Regions from separate parts of the Mus musculus genome. Here region 2 is linked to region 1. Evidence: chromatin loops called from intact Hi-C (ENCODE). Cell type or tissue: left cerebral cortex. All regions are shown on one strand. Links, peaks and the distances in the headings refer to the core of each region. The heading gives the core; the rest is flanking DNA. Region 1 overlaps Myhas (myosin heavy chain gene antisense RNA). Region 2 overlaps 2310065F04Rik (RIKEN cDNA 2310065F04 gene).

What was found. A loop is a pair of places that touch in the nucleus more often than their neighbours do. Peaks named below come from ENCODE experiments on the same cell type or tissue, not always from the same donor. Only the 100,000 strongest peaks of a DNase experiment are listed, where the experiment ranks them.
Region 2: a loop joins it to region 1, with 9 times the contacts of the local background. A loop is called at or near these places in 28 of 42 quality-filtered maps.

The regions. Positions count from the first base shown.
Region 1 is chr11:67,234,079-67,236,995 of GRCm38, forward strand. All of the region lies in intron 1 of Myhas (myosin heavy chain gene antisense RNA), which reads right to left. Among named protein-coding and RNA genes, the nearest start is that of Myhas, 1.7 kb to the right of the region's middle. In left cerebral cortex, for the core only: a CTCF peak has its summit at 1,741 (motif pointing left); a DNase peak (open chromatin) is centred at 1,752.
Region 2 is chr11:67,111,403-67,114,319 of GRCm38, forward strand. 2310065F04Rik (RIKEN cDNA 2310065F04 gene) reads right to left here. Exons shown (of 5, transcript NR_038055.1): 5 at 1,059-2,715. Among named protein-coding and RNA genes, the nearest start is that of 2310065F04Rik, 7.2 kb to the right of the region's middle. In left cerebral cortex, for the core only: CTCF peaks have their summits at 797 (motif pointing left) and 1,541 (motif pointing right); DNase peaks (open chromatin) are centred at 818, 1,555 and 2,194.

The DNA.
Region 1 (2,917 bases), core at 186-2,685:
GCAGCTGTATTTAGTCACATTTTATTTCTGAATGTCCTCCAACGACAGCATGTATTTAATAAGAACACATTTTTTTCTTAGATAGTTCTTTAGCTTTGACCTTTTTAACCAAATGGCAATCATTCACACAGTGAAATTTATAGAGTCCACACATACCCACTAATAACTTGTTCTTGAAAATTAAAACGCTGACTCTGTCTCTCCTCGCAGTGGAATCTTCCCTCTTCACGGCCATGCCTTGTGGATGTGCCACCACGAGGGAAGGTAGTGCATCCTCTTTCCTCTCCTTCCAGCACCGTGGCAGATGCCAGTTGTCAGCAGTTGTGGCCCTGGCATCCTGCTACTTTTTTCTACATTAAAGGTTTCCTAGTGTCAGATCTCAAAGAGATAAGTAAATCCTAAGATTTACTTTGGCTTTTAATCTCCAAGACCTCCTCCTGGAGCAAAATAGCAAAGCAGGTCTTGCTGTCTAGCTGGGATCAAGCAGGCAAGGATTCAAGGGGACATGAGCAGGAATTAAAATTATCTGCTGATTTATTTCTCATTATAGTCCACCAATACCCAGGAAATTAGATTCTCAAACACTAATTACTAATGTTACCTGGATGGTGGGGACCACTTATGATTCCTCAACCCTGAAGTGTCAGACAATGAGGAAGGAAACACCATTAATTTATGTTTAAATACTGCACCAGGAATCAATGGAACCCTATAGAATGAAGTGAAGCGACTGTTACAGAGAGACAAAACATTCCATTCTTCCCATTCTGAGACTTGCTTTCCTAAGACTCTGTGCCCTGAGTTAATTATAACATCTAGTAAGTGCTTCTTCCTCTTCGAATAGTGGGAGGAGGAGGAGGAGGAGGAGGAGGAGGAGGAGGAGGAGGGGGAGGAGGAGGAGGAGGAGGAGGAGGAGGAGGAAAGGTGTAGACAGGTATGGAAGGAAAGAAGTGCGTGAGTAAAACTCCTGCACATGTTGGGGCCAGGGCTGACTATGTCACCAAGACAGAATTTTCCCATTTATATTCAGCAACATAAGAACACAAGTCTTGACATAGTTCTGACTTTTAGGTTCATATATTTTCCATAGTTCTGTGTGTTGTATCTTGGTTTTAGCTTATTTATAGCTTCCTGGTTTTGGAAATGTCAACTTCTGGTGGGTAAGTATGTGCAAGAGGATGTTGTAGCAATACATGAAGCTGAGTTAGGGGGACGGGGGAAAAAGAAAGTTGGGGAAGCGTTCATCAAAACAAAGTGTGTAGGAAGAAGATATATGTCCACCTATGAGCTTACAACTCAGAATAGAAAATGTGGAAGGAGAATACACCTGATATGGCGGACCAAGGAAAGGGGAAGAAGACTGAAAGTGAAGGCAGGACACCACTGGAGAAAGTTTGTAGACCACAATTAATGGCTGGCATAGAAATGAATCCGTAACTTTTCCCAGTAGTGATGTTGTGGGAGTCTCAGGGTAATTTAATAGAAAACAAATACCAATTGGACTTGCTGAGTTTTAAGATGTTTTATTGATGTGCTGTCATGGCTGGACACCACAAAAACCAGGCTATGAATATCTCAGTCAAGGTTTCAACTGTGTTACAAAATGTATATCAAAACCTGAAAAACCTGTCTACTGGACATTCCCTAAGCACCTACAATCTTTTACAAATACTTTAACTTTCTGGGAGATTCAGGAGTCTGTGTGCAACTGTAACCTTGCATCCCTAAGAGAGGAATGTGTACCTCAGCGCCCCCTAGTGACATTGTTCTGTGCATTTTATAAAGACATGTGCAGCATTGAGACTATATCCCAACTCACACATGGTGATATAACTTAACACAATGACTTACAACACACAATTAACTTTTATGACCATGTAAGGTTTAAACGGTGTTAAATTTTTCCCAGATGTGTTTGCAATAGATAAGAAAATATATACAAACTCTCAGAATCCTGTATTTCCTCATCTGTGAGGATCATAGGGGGAATGCCAGCAAGAAGTGTTTATTGGACTGCTGAATAGCGCATCCAAAATACACCCTGCTTTGGAATAAGGCGGGCCTTCCCACATGTATGTAGTCATAAAGTACCAGGAGAGTACAAGAGAGCTCAGATTCCTTTCCTGTGTCCTCTATTTAGACATCCCTTGGACAAGCAAGCCCAGAGGAATGGTGTTCGCCCTCTATCAAGGTCACTTCTCTTCTCTTCCTGCCCATGATCCATGGTATTTTCTGATGTTTATTATTGTGGTCCCTGCTGGTTGGCACTATTGTGTCATTGTAGTGTCTCTGGGGTTCTCAAGATTGTAACTGATTAACGGTCTGATGATGAGGTCCGTAGTCAGTCTCTTTTAGCTACTAATGCACAAGTGAGCTCTCTGCCTCATTCAAACTTTCTTCTTTCATCTCTCAGATCTAGATGCTTTAAATAAATAATTATTACGCCTATAATAGTGATAGCTTGTAAAAGGGGTGACAAAATGAGTTGTGAAAATCTTAGAGGGTCAGAACACTTTTCTTTCCGGCTTTGAGCCTAACACTTGGGGTAAATCACTCACTCAGTGTGGGTGGCTGCCATGGAGGGTAACCTATTGTGTAGCATTACATGCAATGACAATTTAAAAGTATAAAAGATTTTACCTGCCAGCCTGTGAAAGACAAGTTCACCTGATAGAATTATAAAGCAACCATCTACTGAATTTAGCAATTTAAGTCAGGAGAACAGTGGTTGAAAATATCAGGCCAGATCACAGGGACAGTTAGAGTAGATTTCCTGTCATATTCAGCAACAGCTGTGCCTGTATCAAGTTAGTCAAATCCAACTCGGCCTTTCAAGGGCACCGTGGAGGCCGATCCACCCACCTTCTCTGTCCATGGGGAGAGTTTTGTGGACAGCATGCCTTTCCTCCCACCTTAA
Region 2 (2,917 bases), core at 242-2,741, 120 kb before region 1:
ACCCCGATACCCACAGTGCCCTCACCAGGATTCCTGTTAAAGCTCTAGTTAGTAGAAGGGGCAAGTTTTCTTGCTTTCTGGAACAATCCTTTGTCCTTCACATGGCCTATTTCTTTTCTGTAAGGTATGAAACGTGTTTTAATCACTCCTTTAGACTCCTTCCTCTCTTGGTCTGAGAAGACCCTTTTTCATTTTCTCTTCTGTCTGAACTGCATTCTCCATCCCTCCTACGATGCCCCTTCTCTGCTCTTCCCTTCTTTCTGTGGATCCAGGCTACACTGCAGAGGTGGAACGAAGAAAGGATGTCAAATAAGCTGCTCAGCAAACTCACAGGGACTAAGGGGCTCCGTGTGCTAACTGCCACTTCTAGCTTGGGTGGGGAGAGTCAGTTGGGGAGCTTTGTAAAACATGGATGTTTATGGTCGGGCCCTGTGGAATAAATAGATTCTTATGTCCAGCTACCTGGGCTGCTGAGGTAAGAGGATTACTTGATCCCAGGATTCAGACCCCAGCAGAGGCAACATAGCAAATACCTGTCTCAGCAAGCAAGCAAGCAAGCAAGCAAGCAAGCAAGCAAGCAAGCAAGCAAAATACCACCACCACCACCACCACCACCGAATTGCCCAGGTCACCCACAAGATCATCGAAACCAGAGTATGTGAGGCACAGTCTCCATACATCAGGAGTTTATAACACCCCCAAACCTCCATCTGAAAATGATTCCCAGCTGGTGGGAACTAGGGTATCAAAAAACAGACTTGGGTTCTGTTGAGCCTAAGCTGCCACCTACAGGCCAAAGTGGGTACTGTTTTCAGCTGCAGGAAGAGAGGGTAGGTGACTCAGAAGCTCTGAAACTCCAGAATCTGCCTTTCCGCTCCCCAATGCCCATCAGACAGCCGCATCATCCCGAGAAACTATGTCTTTTCAAAGCGAGAGAGTTTCCATGTCTGTGTCCCGCCCCCTCCATCCCAGAGTCTCCTTCTCTGCATGCCAGGCTAAGAGCACATCTAGAATTTAGTCTCAAACTTAAAAAACATACAGAAAATATGTGTTTATTTAAACAGTACTTTAAAATTATATTTCCCCGTCCATTCATTCTGCTCAGGGCGGGACTGGGTGGGTACTGAGTGACATCTTAACAGGTTGGTGTCACTGGGGACTCAATACCATATTCATATGTTAAGAGTGAGACATCTGTGCGCCTCTATTTCTTCATCTGTAACATGAATAATTATTGCACCCACCCTAGAGGATCAATGCTACAGCTCAGATAAAAGGCCCCACACAATAGTGTCTGATAGAAACAGCAGTTCCCAAGAGCTAGCTGAATTGTCTGACAATGGCAGGGCCAGACAAAGGCATGAGATACGCTGAATTCTGCTCCTTTTACTCTAATCACGTGACTTGATTCATGCAGGTGAATCAAAATGATCCTGAGACTCAAATACTGAGGGTATGTACTCAAACAAACAAACAAACAAACTGGTTAAGTCAGTCTCGCCATCCCCAACCTTTAAAACCAAGTTGCATTTTTGGAGAGTGCCACCAGAGGGCAGCGGTGAGCCACAAATAAATGGCCATGTTGTTGGACCAAGCACAGATTAGGGATGCTGCCTTGGTTTTAACCACCTGGGTTTTCTTAAGCCTGGAGTAGCACATCCGCTAGTTTGCCCGGGTCTGAGTCTAAATACTCTTCTGGCGTCCACCTACAACTTGGGACCGCGGTGACATCTTCAAGGTGGGGTTGGCTTTCATGTCCGTAACGGGTCTTCCACGTAACCGTTCTTTTCTCCTCACTCACTCACCTGCAAACATGGCAGATGGATCATAAAGTGCATCCCCTCTGCTTGAGAACCCATTCCCGTGTCTTTGCCCACGAACATCTCACGCTCACTAACGGGGGCCGGGGGGGGGGGTCTTGTCGCTTGGGAGATGCTCTCGGTGTCCGTTGAGCTCTGTTCCACCTACCATTCTTTCCTTAGTTCAAGACAGGTCCTACAAAGGGTTTGGTTTCTCCGACAGAGACTGCACTTCTGTGACCATTCCAGACTAGAGTGACCCAAGCATTGGGCAAGGCTGAGCACAACCCCAGGTCTCTCTTGAGAACAGTCCCCCAATCTCAAATCCCCAGAACACAGTCCATGCTCCCTGAGTGACGCCTCCTCCCTGCCAAGCGGACTCAAACCTCAAAGCTTCCTGTAAGAACTGTGACAAGAACCGATGCCCACAATCCAACTCTTCTGTCCTCAGCCCACCCTAAGAGATAATTAAAGCAGAGACGTACTTTCTGATCCAGTCAAACAGTGAAGGGATAGTAAGTATCCCTCCAACCTAGCAAGCCCTCAGGCGATCCTGGCAGCAATGTGCCCCACTAACCCCAGGGCTGCCTGAACCACCCTACCTTCAGGTTCTCATGGGAGAACTTTCTGATTATGTGGGCTCCTTAAGGAGAATAGGGGAGAGGGGTCTTGCGGGATTATGCAATGTTAGAAGTCGATAGGATGCTGGACTTAAGTGCTGCCGACTATTTTAAGAAATGGGAGAGGAAGGATATGAGGACTCAAAGGATTTAATGCCGATTAAATCGGAGAGATCACAACATCCTTGTGGGGGATTTATTGCTAAGATGGAATCGTGCTGAGTGAATAGACACAAGGTGCTCAAGACAGCGGGAGAAGAAGAGGGCATGGTGTCTTCTTGGCCTGTTTGATCACCCTAGAAGAAAGAGAGAGACACAGAGGAAATTCATGGCGGAATCACACTGTGAGCCTCAGGCTTGATCTAGCTGGCCCTACCAGGACAAGCGTGAAGGAAAAAAAAAAAAAAAAAAAAAAAAAGGAAAGAAACAAAGAAACCCGAAGGGAAATGATTGTTAAAATGAGAGTTTAGGAGCACAGGATTGTATTCAAGAAGTCAC